2 separate regions of the Mus musculus genome follow, and region 1 is linked to region 2. The links are chromatin loops, found by intact Hi-C in ENCODE. Cell type or tissue: heart. All regions are shown on one strand.

What was found. A loop is a pair of places that touch in the nucleus more often than their neighbours do. Peaks named below come from ENCODE experiments on the same cell type or tissue, not always from the same donor. Only the 100,000 strongest peaks of a DNase experiment are listed, where the experiment ranks them.
Region 1: a loop joins it to region 2, with 2.1 times the contacts of the local background. A loop is called at or near these places in 4 of 42 quality-filtered maps.

Annotation. Positions count from the first base shown.
Region 1 is chr17:73,084,309-73,092,308 of GRCm38, reverse strand. Gm41616 (a long non-coding RNA gene) reads left to right here and starts at 7,726. Exons shown (of 4, transcript XR_876944.3): 1 at 7,726-7,893. In heart, a CTCF peak has its summit at 4,327 (motif pointing left); no DNase peak of the experiment used is centred here; H3K27ac peaks cover 2,469 bases.
Region 2 is chr17:72,853,476-72,861,475 of GRCm38, reverse strand. No RefSeq gene overlaps it. Among named protein-coding and RNA genes, the nearest start is that of Gm30256, 14 kb to the left of the region's middle. In heart, CTCF peaks have their summits at 3,147 (motif pointing left) and 5,984 (motif pointing left); no DNase peak of the experiment used is centred here; H3K27ac peaks cover 336 bases.

The DNA.
Region 1 (8,000 bases), 230 kb before region 2:
CCTTTTCTTTGAGCCATGTCTCACTGCCTTAAATGATCCTCTTGCACCATTATTAATCCCCACTCCCACGTGTCCACTCTTGCTGCCACCAATTCCATACAGCCATTTACAAACCGAGCACTATAAATTAGAACGAACTAAACCAATTGGCAACGTGGAGGGCCTTGCTTGCTAACTGGTGCTTTGGACAATGGTGTCTCCTCAGACACAAACCTTGTATCTCATGAAATGTTTGTTTCACCCAGAGCTCCAGAGCCCAGGCTGAAACAGAAACAAAGAGTTTATGGAGAAGCCATACCCTTAAAACTGCTACAGTTTCTAGGAAACTGGAAAATTCCATTGCTACAGCCAATGTCAACAGCACAGGCAAGACAGGAATGAGGGAACTCAAAAAGGAGGAAAGAATTTGATTAACAGAGACTAGGAATAACTAGCAAAAATGCCATGAACAGGACCAGAAAATACTGGCTCCGGGCGCTGATGTCTAGAAATTAGGAAATGCCTTTGCCTGCGCTGGCGTGAGTTGGTAAGATGGCAGGCATAGAGGACATGTTTCAGTCAGAAAGGATGATAGGAGTTACGAATACTAGCGGCAATGAACCTAGAAAACAGCATCCCAAAAAACACCCATCTTGGCTTTGGGTCTGCCTGGATACCCATAATGCCCTTGGCCACAAACCACCTGGTGATTCAAGCAGTTGCTAAGCCACTGTAAGAGATCTCAGTACTGTCGCAAGGGAGGTGAGCCAGGCCCGTAGAAAGAGGTGTGACCGGTTCAGACTGAGAGCTAAGGGAAAAGGTCACATAAGGAGAGGCTCCGCTCAGTTTCTCTGGTGCTCCATGCCTGCTCACTACAGTGGTTGCAGAAGGTGGACCAGTCCACTTGTCTCCTGATGCGTTTCTTCACTATCTGTTTAACAAAATGCTACCCGGGATAACTTGCAATTTTGTTTTTTGTTTTTGTTTGATTACTTGTTTGCCTTTTGAGATAGGGTCTCATGGGGCCCAGACTGGCCTTTAGTTCTCAGTGACCTTCCTGCTGCCAGGATCTTTAACTTTATAATAACTTTAATTATTTTAATTATCCATTATTCTATTACACAATTCCTGGGCTCAATTCCCAGCATATCATACACACGCATGCAATTAATACAGAATCAACAACTATGCTTTTAAAAAGTTTTTGAATAGCTTTATGGTTTTCCTTGAGTTTATGATTGCCTCATTTTGTGGTACTATAGTTTTCCATAAATAAATTTCTGGTTCTCTTTGTGTGCTTTGAAAATATATCTAACTTACTAGCTAATCCTCCAGTCATACTTTTGTTCTGCTTATCTTTTCTGGATTTTTTTCTGAATATCCTCGGCTTCAAAGTACACATGTCACTGAACCCTCTTCCTGACTCTTTTTTGCTAGTACCCTGATGTAGATTCACTCTTCATTTTGTCGTTGTTGTTATTGTTGTTGTTTTATTTTGCTTTGGGACAAGGGACTGAGGTGCATATTTTACATGTCAAAGCAGATCTGGCTCCCAGGTTCTCCCAGCATCTCTCAGTCCCTACCTGGCACACCCTGTCTCCAACCTTAAACTTTCCAGTCCAGGGACTGGGCTGCCCTTCCCCCCAGAGGCTCTTCCTTATATAATGCAGACATTTTGGCTCTCTCTCTCTCTCTCTCTCTCTCTCTCCCTCCCTCTCCAAACGTGTTCTTTCTTTCCTTCCTTCCTTCCTTCCTTCCTTCCTTCCTTCCTTCCTTTCTTCCTTTCTTTCTATCTCTTCCCCCTCCCCTGTCTCTACCTTGCCATGGCAACTCCCCTGGCCTCAGTCCTTGGGGCCAAGTAAACTCACCTGCAAGGAGCTTCTCAATAAACCCGCATTTAATATAATCTATCTCCAATTGGCTCATTTCACCGGCGCAGAAATGACTTATCAATTACGTTGAGAAGAGTTCTCATGTAGCTTAGGCTAGCCTTAAACTCATTGTGTAGCCAAGGATGGCCTGGAGCTCCTGATCCTCCTGCCTTAGCTCATAACTTCTGGGGTTGGAGGCATACACCCCACTCCTGGTTTTGTTTACTGCTAGCGATGATCCATCCTACAGCTTTTTTTCATGCTAATTAAGTATTTCACTCACCTAGCTGCATTCATTTACTTTTAAAGTTGATAGAGTAAATTTCCCAACAAATGACATGTGAGAGGTGAGCTTTGTGAATTTTGCATTTCTGAATGCAGCATTATTTTTCTCACCACATTTTGTAAAACTTAATCAACTGTTAAGAAACCCGTTGCCATCCTTTTGGTCCTTATTTTAAAAACCAAAACCAAAACCAAACCAAACCAAACAAACAAAAAAAACCCAACTTCTCTGCCTATTTAATAGAACCTTTTAAAACCTGGGTGTTTAGGTTCTTTAATTTGTGGAAGTTTTGTTGATTTTTTTTATTGTTTTATTTTGTTGTTGTTGTTTAATAATTTCCTTCCCATTAATGTGTCTGTTCCCTCCATTCTGGCAAGGCTGGTAGATACGATACAGGGTGCACAGTTCCATGCGAATCTCAGATAATCAAAAAGTGGTGTTTTAAAAGGTAAAAATCTTGCCATATAGCACAAGTTAGCCCAGAATTTTTATGTAAACCATGATAGCCCTGAACTGGCAATCCTCCCAAGTGCTGAGATTATATGTGTCACCAAACAAATAACTTTTTTATTGTGACTATGAGCCTGTTCTTACTGCAAATATGTTATTTATCCTAATTTATTTCATTGTCAGAAACTCAAATCTAAGTAAACATGCTGTATCCTGTTAACTATACATGAGTAGTCTATTGACTGGGATTCTTGTTATTAGGCACTAGACCTGTATGGTTGAAGCTATTGCTGATGCTTGTATTTCATTGTCTACTAAACTGTTTACATTTCTAGAGGAGTTCCGTTAACCTGGCTCTGTTGTTGTTGGCTTGTTTGAGTGCAGCCGTGGCTGGCATCAAGCTCCCTATTTAGCTGAGGCTGACCCTAGACTCTAAGCCTCCTGTCTCTGTCTCTCACATGCTGAGATTACAGGTCTGTGTGATCATGCCTAGTTTCCATGGTGCTGGGTATTGAACCCAGGGGTTCGTGACTTCTAGGCAAGCCCTTTAGTAACTGAACTTTTTAATCCCAAGCCCAAAGTTTTATCAATGTGATTTTTATTAATATGATTTTATTCTATCTGGTCCTACCGTTCAAAAATTTTAAAGATATCTGTTCTTATAGTGCGTTCATTTCACTGCACTTGTTCTTGTTTAGAGATCTGGTGTCTTCCTGGCTTTTTTGTTGTTTGTCTGTTTGTTTTCCGAATTTCCACCTCTAATCTTTGGACTCCTTTTTAAACCTGGAGACTCTGTCAAATGTCACGTTTGGTCGTCTGAACATAATTTAAGGTTGAGTGTTCAAACACTACTGAAAACTTTATGCGGCTCTTCTGTGTGTCGGAAGGGTTCTTTGAACTACATCCAGATGAGAATACACTCAGCTTCTAGCAAGCTGATGGTCTCCCATTCCTGCCTAGTGTACTGTATCCTCTGTCTGTCCAGTCAGCTATCCACACACCGTTGTCTTCCAGACTAACTATTTCAGAAGTGCCTTCCCTCATATTCCTTTATTCCTGTTCACGTCCCTAAACTCAGATACACAGCACTCTCCTGTCTTCCTCTTAGGTAAATTGACTCACTCCCCATGTAAACCATAACCAGTCTTATGAGCCAGTGTCTTTCTGTGTTTCCATAACTTCACATTTGTGTATGAACCAAAGTCTGACCATTACAGATTATAATGGCCACAAGACAGTCACAGAAACAGAAACTTTTCATAGTGAAATGGGATTCTTTATAGAGCAGGTCGAATACAAACATTAAATATTAATATTTTTCCTTAAAGTTACTGGTACATAGGAAGTACAACCTATGTCCCCATTCCCAGAGATTGAGGAAGAAGAGCAGATACGGGGTAGCTATCACAATATTTACCATCATTTGGACTGATGGAGAGATGGCTCAGTGGTTAAGAACAATGATTCCTTTATCAGAGGACCCACGTTTGATTCCCAGAACCCACTTGGCAGCTCACAAACTATCTGTAACTCCAGTCCTAGAGGATTAGACACCCTTTTCCAGTCTCTGTAGTCATTGAAGATACATGAGGTATGGAGATATACATGTAGACAAATATCAATAAAAATAAATATATAAAAGATATTTTTTAAAAATTTACCCATCCGGCCTGGTGAGATGGCTCAGCAGTTAAGAGCACTGACTGCTCTTCCAGAGGTTCTGGATTCAATTCCCAGCAACCACATGGTGGCTCACAACCATCAGTAATAGGATCTGATGTCCTCTTCTGGTGTGTCTGAAAACAGTGACAGTGTACTCATAAATAAAATAAGTAAATCTTTTAAAAAAAAAAAAGAAAGAAAGAAAGAAATTTACCCATCACTTTAATTTTGATTTATGAGATGGAAGGTTCTTGCCTGTGTTGGAACATTGCCATGGAGACGAGAAAGCTGTGATTAGGACTTTGAGTTCTGACATGATGCTGTGAGTCCAAAGGTACTGTCTGAGATTTAGCCCTCAGGGCCCAAGAGATGTGCTCAAATAGGAAGGAGCCCACAGGTTGGAGCCGTAGCCAATTTCAAGTGTAAGGAACCAGAGTGTCCTGCATTGCTCCTGATAATCAAATCAAAGGAGCAACGGAGAGCAAGCTGTGGCCAGGCTCCATCACTCCGAGTCCTCTCCATTGATAAGGAAAACACCAAACAGCTCTCTCCTGTCCCATCAGATTTAGAAGCACACAAAAAACAAAACCTGGAAATCCTATCAGACAGACTCTGAACATGAGACAGAGAATGGAACATAAACAAAGCGTTTTTATCCAGTGATGAAAAGATGGAAGACTGAGATAGTGGGCAGAGGAGTGTCCTCCGAGGGAGACAGACAGCTCAGAACCGAGATAGCAAAGGCGGAATAGTTATTGCCTGGGCTCAGCCACAGAGATAAAAGCTTCAGCGGGTATGCTGTGAAATTGCAAGAAAAAAAAAGAAGTCAGCTTATCAAAGGTTTCTGTCTAAGAGCAGGCGGGCAGGAACTCAGCCAAGCAGCAACTCGTGACAGTCACATATTGGGGCCCGACTTGAAAGGGGCCTCTCAGGTAGAGTCTGAGGGGGAACGGGGAATCTAGTGACAGCAAAGCACAGGTTGGCCAAAGGGCAGGGGAAAAAAGGGGGGAGCAATAAAGCCAAGCTTTTCAAAGTAGGCAGAGATCACTGACAACTGCTTGGAAAGAGACCTTGGAGAGTGACCTATTAATTTTCTGTGTTGGCTGCCAGGGTACCATACCCAGGTTTCCTTATGGCATTTCGATGACCGGGGCAAAGCAGTAATAAAGGATGAAGCAATCCAATAAAAAAGAATAAAAGGTTTATTTTTTTTTTTAGTTACTGAGATTGGCAAGGACATGTGGGAGACTATGCAAATGCCCGTGCGCATGCGCACGTGTGTACACACACACACACACACACACACACACACACCGTAGAACCGAGTGTGGCTGGAGGGAAGGAGAGACAATGAGACAGGAATGAAGACAAACAGACGCTTGGAAGAGGGCACTTGTGGGAACAACAAGCAAAAAGGGAAGCAAAAGAACTCAACTTTCCTTTAACATGAACGTATCCTATATCCCTGAGAGGATGTGGGCTTATGGGGACCCCTAATCCCAGGGCTGACCGGGAGAATCAAGTTAAAGCTCTAGCAAAAGTCTCAGAGAACCTTTGCTTCCGCTGACCGCAACTTGGCAATTCACGCGTGAGGAGGCATAGGAATTAGTTGTTGAGCCTCAACAGGGTTAGATTAAATAGAAATAGAATTGGCCTTTTCAAGCCTTGAAAATCAGACATGAGAGGTGGCACAGACTTGAAACCCAGATACGTGACTGGTGCTTTCAGCTTTGAACTATCACCTCTTCTTCGGATCTTCACACTCTGGGCCATGGCTTCCTAGCACAGACCTTGAATCTGATGCTTTTATTCCTACCTTCTAGATTCTGACTCCCAGTCGGTGGCCCATGGCTATACTATCCCAGAATGACCAAAGCAGTATCTCCATCACCAGTGAATATATACTGGGTGACCACAAAGTATATGTAGCACTTTCTATTTGCACACTGAGGGAGAAGGAAAGATTTACGGTTGGGCAAAGGAGACATTTGCAAACACGCCTTTTAGCCCCTTGCCCCAACCATCTCCCTTCCCCTGAAAATAAACAAGAACCTTTCTTCTTCTCATCATCACCATCATCGTGACAATGGCTATTGAACAATTTCTGATCACCCAGGCAATAGCTTTGTGGTAATACATATATAACCATTCTTTTAATGTTACAAAGAATGCTCTTTTTATGTCCATTGTCCAGATGAGGAAACTGGACTGTAGTGAACTGAAGGAATTTAGGAGTTTAGACCTAATGATCAAATCCACTTAGGGCTACCTCCAGATTTTAGAAATATTCTATTTATCCTCATCACCTTATTTTTTTCCCTAGCTTAAAAATGTTATTTTCTTCAACAAGTCTAAACTAGGTACATAGGAGATGTTACTATGTCATCATTCCATGCAGTTGAAATCTTTCATTGGTATACACAATGAGTGATATTGTGAATTCTCTAGTCAGGATACTAATTGGATTGTTTTATTTTGTCTTTCAGAAGCTGGTCAGCCTTGCCTCGGGTGCAGTAACATTTTTCAGACCTCCCGGCCTGGGCCACTGTGACCTGGTGTGAGAGGAAGTCCAGGGGTTCTCACCATTCGCTACTCAATGTCTTCTCTACCATGGAAAACAACATGGTCCCACTCAGATGTACCAGTGGCTGGTGGCTTGACTTGGTATCTTGTCACTCCTGGTGACTGTCTGGGAAAAGCTGGTATGAACATCTGCCCAGATTAGTCAGAGAGAAAACACACTTGCTTAGCTAATCGTTTGATTTATCATCTGCCTTAAATGATTCAGTTTTAATGCAGTGGTCTGAATGCAAGGGCCTGGGAACCTGACTCATTCTATCCGTATTTCCTGGGTAGTACTAGTAGGTCCAAATACCACCCAAATCATGTTGCATCTCCTATTATAGACCCTTAAAGAAGGCAAGCTCACATTTGTCTGAACCAACTGGAGGGCTGAAATAGAAGGAGGTACAAGGAGGAGACCAAGGATACAGCCCCTACGACATGTCCATAATAACTTCCTACTCTCCACCAATATTCAACAATGTTAATAATATTGCTAATTTATTAAGAGATTGATCTATTCATTAGGCTAGAAAGCCCATAATCTAATTGTTTCTGGAAATGCCATTTGCATATCCTCAGCTTAGCTAGTTATATTGTGATTTATCTTCCTCTTTCTTCCTTCCTTTCTTCTTCCTTCCTTCCTTTCTCCTTCTTTCCTTCCTTCCTTCCTTCCTTCCTTCCTTCCTTTCTCTCTCTTTCTTTCTTTCTTTCTTTCACTCCCTTCCTTTCTCTCCTCTCTCTCTCTCTCTCTCTCTCTCTCTCTCTCTCTCTCTCTCTCTCTCTTCATTTCTTTCTCTTTGTTTTTCCCCCTTTTCCCTGTTTCTCAAGACAGGATTTTTCTGTGTAGCCCCGACTGTCCTGGAACTCATTCTACAGACCAGGCTGGCCTCAAACTCAGAGATCCATCTGCTTCTGCCTTCTAAGTGCTGGGACCAAAGGCATATGCCAACACTTCCCAGTGTATCTTGTGATTTTAATCCAGTCAAAGTGGAACTATCATTGATGGCTTTCTGTTCGTCAAAGGAGTGCATGTAGCCCTGGAGGGCCAGTAGCCTATGCTTTGGAGAATGAAGCTCACAGGTACCTTTCACTATCCTTTAATTGGTGTTAGCATACAGGAAGCGATACAAGTTACAATTGGAAGTTCATTGTAATTTAGGAGCTTATGACCCAGGTTTGTGTGTGTG
Region 2 (8,000 bases):
CCAGAAATAGAAGCCATCTTTCCACTCTTACTTTGAAAAGCTAATATGAGGGCACTAGGTCCTTTCAGGTTGTGGGAAGGGAGCAGCCACAGCTCATCCCGGGTCCACGGTCAATGACGTCACTTGGGTAGCTCGCCATTGTATTCACACATAGAAAGTGGCATGACCACTTCGTCAGGACTGGGTGTCTAACATTTGCCTGCATGTCACTGACACTATACCAGTCAATTCTCAAGTTGATGCTACAGAAAACATTAGAGCCCTCATGGGGCTGCAATGAGTGCTGATGTGTATGGAAATAATGGAGAAAAAGAGGTACCTGTGTGAGAAATAATGGAGAAAGGAAGGTGCCATCTTCCCAAGCCTACATTCTCCTTTCTGTGGAAATCATAAGCACGTTGATTTTGTTTGCTACGTTCCAGTCATTGTGCCACCTGCGTCAAGCACTGTCTCAGCCCAACCCTACATCACTGAAGGCCACATAGCTAGAAAGTAATGAAATGGGGTTCAAATTTAGATATCTAGAAAGTTCTTATTCCTAACACCACTATCTTAGTTATCAGTTCATAAGCAGAACATATTTTTCTTCTCAGTACCATGGCACCCTGCCTTCTCTCTTCTTGTAAACATATAATGATGGAATTATAATGAAAATCAGTCAAGACAACTAATCTTTAATACCCAATGAATATTTTAAGGGGACTTCAAATCTCATAAGATCCCATAATCTATTAGGCCATTTTAGCAATTTATAATCATAGCCTATAGAGAAAGTCAAGAGTAATAAGTTGGCCTCATTATTTCAACCATTGGAGATCTCTTGCATGATAATTGGCTCCTAACAGCTACAATCTAATTTAATTTATTGACAAATACCTAGTATTTATATTTCATGGATATTCTTTTAATTATTAAATCACTACATCTTGGAAAGAAATATAATTTTGTTACAAGGCAAATGTTCTTTATGGAGACATCTCTAATGACATTTTAAAAGTATATGAGGATAAGATTAGGTTTCAAAGATGAAATTTGTTACACTTTGCTAAAGATTTTTTTTTCAGGAAATACTTTACATGCAAAACTATTTAGACAGCTAAAGTAATTATCATGGTGATTAAGAGTAGAAACTGAGCACTTGGGGCTGGAGAGATGGCTCAGTGGTTAAGAGCACTGACTGCTCTCTCAGAGATCCTGAGTTCAATTTCTAGCAACCACATGGTGACTCACAACCATCTATAATGGGATCTGAGTCCCTCTTCTGTGTGTGTTAAAAAGAAACCAAGTGCATGCATGTACACTTTAACTTAGAATGTCAGGATGTCTAGAATTACCACCCCCATACATAATTGAAAATAAAAATAAATTTTAAAAATTTATTTTATTATTTTCAAAATAATTTTTTAAAAGTGAGATTAAAGAAATAAGATTAAATACAAGTCATGGTAAGATAGAACTAATCATACAGTTTTGGGGGTACAGAACAAAACTAAAATGTGGGCTCTTGCTCAAGATAATTAGAGTCAGTAATGGTGGCACATGTCTGTAATCTCAGCACTCAGGGTTCTGCCATGACACCAGGGCTGTACAAAAAGATCTTGTCTCAAACAACTCTATAACTGAAAACAAATGGAGATAAATAGGATTTCAATAATACAATGTCAGGAGGACATGGCCTTTCTGGGTATGGTCACTGGACATCTGAGAGTCTGTGGAGGCTTCAGAGACAGCAGGGATAGAGATGACATGAAGTGCCACACAGAAACTCTATGCCATCGGCAGAGGTTACTGAAGAATGTCAGTCCTTTGTGCTTGGGCTCAGTTTGCCACCTTGTTTTACACTCCATGGAAAACGAACCTACGGGTAACTTCATCTTGTAAAGAGACCTGCAGGGTCAAGCTTCAGAAATCGGATTTCAGGTCCCCAGGAAGGAGCGTGCATGCTGAGAGGGGGTGCAGAGCACCTAGGCAGATGGATGTACCCCCACCTTCCCTCCTCCTGGTGTTATGTCAAGTTTAGGAAGACGAATACAGAACATAAGGGTGCTGTTTCCTAGCACGGGTCTGAAACCATAGAGCTAATCTCATTGGGCTTTGCGCTACATTGAATTAAACTCAGTTAATTCTAATTTCACCAAATAGGGTTACCGAGGGAACAGGAAGAGGAGCTTGGTAACTGAGTTCCACTGGCCAATGGGAGGTGAGAGGGGACGGAAAATTGATTTTGTGCCTGCTGAGGAGCAGGTGAGGCCATTTTGATCTGCCGTGGGTAAAGTCTGTTTCTTTGTAAGGACGCAAAGGCATTTCTGGTAGAAACTTTGCTTAGACGGGTGGGCTGTGTGTTTCCTTGGGGATTCTTTCAATCTATCAATGGAGTCTCTGTTGATGGATACTGTTATTATATACTCCAAGGAGGGACATCCCACTCAGACCAGAATCTGGAAAGAAAGTGTGCTGTCTACAGTTCACCATGCGGCCCTCTCTAGGCTGGAAGACTGTTCTTAGGTGTGGCTACACAGTATTTCTTCTGAGGTGAGGGGCCACCCAATTGATAGGTCCTTGTTCCTTTACGCTAGGCCTAGATCTGTAAAGGGGCGGAGGGGGGAGGCAGTGATGTCCAAGTCTGATGAGGGGCCCCAAAGCCTCAGTCATAAAATGCTGGAGGTGGTCCACAGTGCATGCCAGGAGACACAGCAGGTGCTTTCTGAGTTGAGTACAGTGGGGGGGGGGGGGGGTGGGTGGCACCAAGACACTCTCTTTATTTTCAAGAGCAAATGGATTACTGAAATTAGTTATTGAAAACCCTCCTTCAATTCTGCCTCAGCAGAATTGTGGGGATTTTGCACAAACATTTCTGGCCAGTGAAGACTTATACTCAAGGCCACCCAGACTCTCATAAGCCACCAAGCAGGGCTCCACCATCCGAGCTCCCTATGACAGGGATGAGGAGCCTGGTTTGAACTGGTTTCTAGAGCGGGCTAAGTCCTAAAGGCACCATCAGCTCACCCACAAGGATCAAGGACCTGACTGGTCTGGCCATCTCCACTAGCCTCATTGGATTTGTCCTCTGCATCCGTGATGACAATTATCTGCATAGCCTGATCAGAAAATGTTCCAATGGTTCCCCCTGCTGCCCACATGTCATACTGCATACAGTTACAAAAGGAAGTACTCCCAAATGACCCCCTTTTAAATGGCATCTAACAAGCAAACAAAGTCTTAGGTAGCAAATGATAGGTTTAAAACATTGTCATCTTTCAGTGTCTATCGTATGATAGATGCTTTGGTATGAGGATGGCGACCTTTGGTTACAAGGGCGGAGCCTTATGAATGGTATTAGTGTCCTGATAAGGGGCTGAAGGTTAGAGAGATGCTCAGTGGGGAAGCTTCTACTGCGCAAGCATGAAGATTGCAGTTCCTAGCACCCACGTAGATAGCAGACAGGTGTGTCAGCTACCCTATAATCCCAGCATTCCTGAAGCCAGGCAGGGGATCCCCACAGCAAGCCAGCAAGCTAGACTAGGCAAATTGGTGAGCTCTAGTTTCAAGTGAGAGATGATGCCTTGATGCAGAAGGTTGAGAGCAACCGAGGACGACCCTTAGTGTCAACCTCTGCCATCCACGTGCATACAGGCACACACATAAGCACTCACACATACACACTGGGGGCAGGGGGATATGGCGAGGATGTCAGACACCAGAGAGGCTGAAGTTCTTCCCTTCCTCTGTGTGGGAACACGCCAAGGAGGAAGCACACCACATCTAAAGTGCCCCAACCTTGGATTCTCCTCCTTCAGAACTGCAAGAAATCCCCTTTGTTCTCAATCCAACCTTCCTATGGTATATGTTGAGTATTTCTCTTCTTATGTGCTTGGCATTAACAGAAGTGTATCAGCTAAAGATACAAAGATTCAACCAGGTACGCCACCCCTAATCCGAAATTTTGAAATGTTCTAAAATTTAAGACTCGTTGGTCTGGAGTAACTGGTTTGGGATGTTTTAGAGGCTCACCAAATGATTCTACTTTACAAACAAGATTCAGAACCACGCCCATTGCCTCGCCTGACACCAGGTATTGTAATTGCTTCAGAGGGCTGAGAAAAGTTAGTCAATCCAAGACACATAGAAGAAATGATATGTGCACATACGTGGCATCAAAGAGGCACGTCAAGGTTCTTAGCAAAGTGTGGGGATGAAGGATAAGTGGCCACAAGAGTTGGGGCTTCACAGACAAGCAGGAGAAATTCTAGGCACCAAAGGGTGTGGGCAACCTAGCCAGAGGAGAAGCTGTCTGCAGCAGAGCGTGCTGATGACAGCATGGCCCTTTCTGGGGGCAGGCAAGTGTCGTGAGATGGCAGCTGTGGAGGGATGAACTCAGAGTTAGACTAGAGTGTGGGGAGTCAGGAAGAATCAGGACATACTGGACAGATGTCTTGCGGAGTATGTAGGAAGACAGGTAGTATCTGTTGTAGAAATTTTTAATTTTGATTTGGGGTTTCTACCCTGCCTTTCACCATTCAGTTCCCAGATAATATAATTTTTATTACACACACACACACACACACACACACACACACACACAATTACCCATGGCATAATGCTAAGTGCAGTCCCCAAGAACTAGTTGTCCCAGAGAAGAGAGAGTCACTCTTAGACCCACGTGATGTTATTTGACCTTGCCCCCAAATTATTTCTGCTTGGTAAATAAAGATGCCAACAGCCAATAGCTGGGCAGAAGACAGGGGTGGGGGTTTAGGGTTCTGGGGCTTGTAGGGTAGGAGGAGAACCACGAGGGGAAGAAGGTGAAAGAGGAAAGAGAGGCTGCACTGAGTTGGGTGAGTCATGAAAATGTGGCCCCAAGGACTGGCCAATTGGAGTTAAGAGCAGCCCACATAAAACATAGTAAGTAATAATTCAATGTTATTGATAAAAAATTAGATTCTAAAAGCATAAAGGGTAGATATCAGCCCAGCTCTTGTGCTGTTTAAGGCTTATTGTAAGTATAAAGGTGTGTGTGTCTTTTATCCAGAAGCTAAATCATTAAGAAAAATCCGAGTTCCATACCTGCGGTGCTATTAGGCCATTTTATCCTCAAAGCTATTCTACAAAGTTAGCACTTTTAGTATAAAAATGAAGAAGTCGGAAAACTGCCCAAGGGCATGGTCACCAAGACTCAGGACTGGGATTCAAACACAAGTGCACCAGCGGCAGGTCCTGTAAGGGCATCTAACAGTATTCCGTACAAGCTAGCTTGAAAATTTAAGACAACTTATTGAGCACCCTGAGCCTCAGCTCCTTACTGTTCGCCCTCAAGAGCCCTCCAGTCTGGGCTGGCTGGCAGATATTAGTGTCTCTGCCTTGTGACCTGAAAGTGGTGATTTAGATCATCTTGTGGGAGGCAGACAGATGAAACTTGTTTTAGAATGTGTGATTAATCTAATTTCAGAATCTGCTGCATATGGAACGATTTATTTTCATTGAATCTGGAAGTTCTTTCCTAACTCAGAAGTCACTGGAAGCAGCAGCTGTTGGAGGAGTGAGGGTCTCACCTTCTGCTCCACGAACTCTTGCATCTTTCCCAGAATGGCTTTCATTTCCTGCAGCTGACAGGGCTTGGTGATTAGCCTCATAGCTGCTGGGAAGTGGTGCCAGGTGCATTTTGTCTGACAGGTGAAACAGATCTCAAATACTGCTGCATGGATAAGAGACAGTCTGCCAACTAAGCGTTTGGGCAGTTGTTACGTAGTTCCTGGACGTCTTTGTTATAGAAATGCACTTCAAATCTTCACTCCTGTTTTGAGAATTTTTTTTTCTATTTTAAAATGGAGAAAATAAAGTTTCAAAAGGTTAACTTCAGGGTCTAGAGGTACGGCTCAGCAGCTAAGAGCTCTTCCAGGGGTACATGGTTGGATTACAGCACACATAAGAGTTAGAGTCACAAGTGTCTCTAACTCCAGTTCCAGGGGACATGATGCCTCCTACTGGCCTCTGTGGGTAGCAGGCATGCAAGTGGTGCACAGACTTTAAATGCAAGCATAACATCTGGACCCAGAAAGAAAACTTTAAAATAATATAAAAATTGCACTGATTTTCTGTAACTTTAGATTGACATTATTAAGAAGAAAGTGAATGTTGGAACTAGTTTGACAGGTGTTCTTGTTTTAAATTAAGTGTGAGGTATAGACTCTAAAGCAAGATGGCAGAGGGGAGTGTCATAGATGGTGGGAACAGCAATTTGTACACGTGATATTCTGCAGTGTCCACCTGTCATGCTTCCCGTAACTCTGACCTAATTACTGGAGTAAAAGAGTCCTTTGCAGTAGTGCCTGGCGCTCCCTGGTTAGTGGATTTGTTCTGATTGAGTTCACGGTAAAAACGCTTTTCTTCAGAGTGAAGCTCGGTGGAACCACCTGATGCTCTTGCTCTTTGGGTCCATGTTAACACTCCCCACCTCAATCTCTGAGCCCACCTTTCTGTGGTCCCAAGAAACCTACTCGAACGCAGGCTTTTCTTTTTCTTTTTTCTTTTCTTTTCTCTTCTCTTTTCTTTCTTTCTTTCTTTTTTTTCGAGACAGGGTTTGTCTGTGTAGCCCTGCCTGTCCTGGGACTCACTCTGTAGACCAGGCTGGCCTCAAACTCAGAAATCCACCTGCCTCTGCCTCCCAAATGCTGGGATTAAAGGCGTGCACCACCACTGCCCGGCTCAACATTCCTTCTTAAAACCAAACCAAACCAACAACTAAACACAATAATGGAACCCTGTACAAAGTTCAGAGTCACCTTGTCTGGGGAACAACACTGGCTTTTATGTACTACACCACTGACCTTTTCAGTGAGCTTTCATCTTTTCTTTCCTTCTGCTACAGGGTGGTAGAAATTTAGGGGCATTGAAGATCTTAAAAGCAAAGCAATACCAAGTGTCTTGACATAGCAGATTATCAAAGTCTTTCTGACCACAGGTCATGACAGTGTGATAAAGGGGCAGACTGAATGCTTTTGTTTCTGAAAGTTCTAGCAAATAAGGTACATGCCACGCCTAGGTAAGACTGAAGAACTCTCAGACCAGCTGGTCCCTCTTTAGCTTAGCACTGAATTGGATTACATCACAAAGAGCTGTTTAAGGTTACTCTAACAAGATGAAAGTATTTCTGCCATAATTTGCATACTACCACTACATTTGTATGGCCTACATATTCAGGATGGTCTAAGAATCACTTTAAAAAGCGCTTGTTTTCAGTCAGGCCTTGAAAAGGTTGACTTCCCAGATACATAAAGTCAACTAAGTCAACAGGGAAGACTTTTCTTTACATTTCACCCAGTGATCTTTAAGCTAGATGCTCCTGTCTTTTCTGCTTATTTATCCATCTTAAGAGTCAATAGATTTTTTTTTTTTTATGACAGGGTCTCACCATGTAATGCCCTGAAATTTGCAATATGGACCAAACTGGCCTTGAACTTAAGAGTCTGCCTGTCTCTGCTCCTGAGTTCAAGGATTAATCACATCCTGCTCACCGTTTAAGCAGGAAGAAGGTTACATTATATTTTTATTTTTATCTGCTCCTCTGCCCTTCTGGCAGCTAACATGCTTTGCCCACGTGGCAAAATAGAAAGCATAGCTTATTTTGGTTTAATACTTGGTATTAATTTCTCTCCCCGTCACTTTGAGAAAATGCCTGACAGAAGCCACTCGAGGGAGGTTGACTTGGTCTCAGTGTCAGAGGGTTCAGCCCATCACAGTGAGGAAGGCATGATGGCTGGAATGAGTCGGTCTGTGGTGGTGAGAGCCACAGTGCACTCTGTTCATGTCTCAGCAGATTATATAGCAGAAAATGGGGACTGAAGGCAGAGTTGAATAGAACCCTTATGGCCTGTTCCTAGTGGCCTGCATCATTCAGTTATACCTCTAAGCCCCTGGGGTCTCACAACCTCCCACAACAGTACTACCAGATTGGGGGGGGCATAGACAAGACTGAGATGAACACTTTATGGCTAAACAATAAC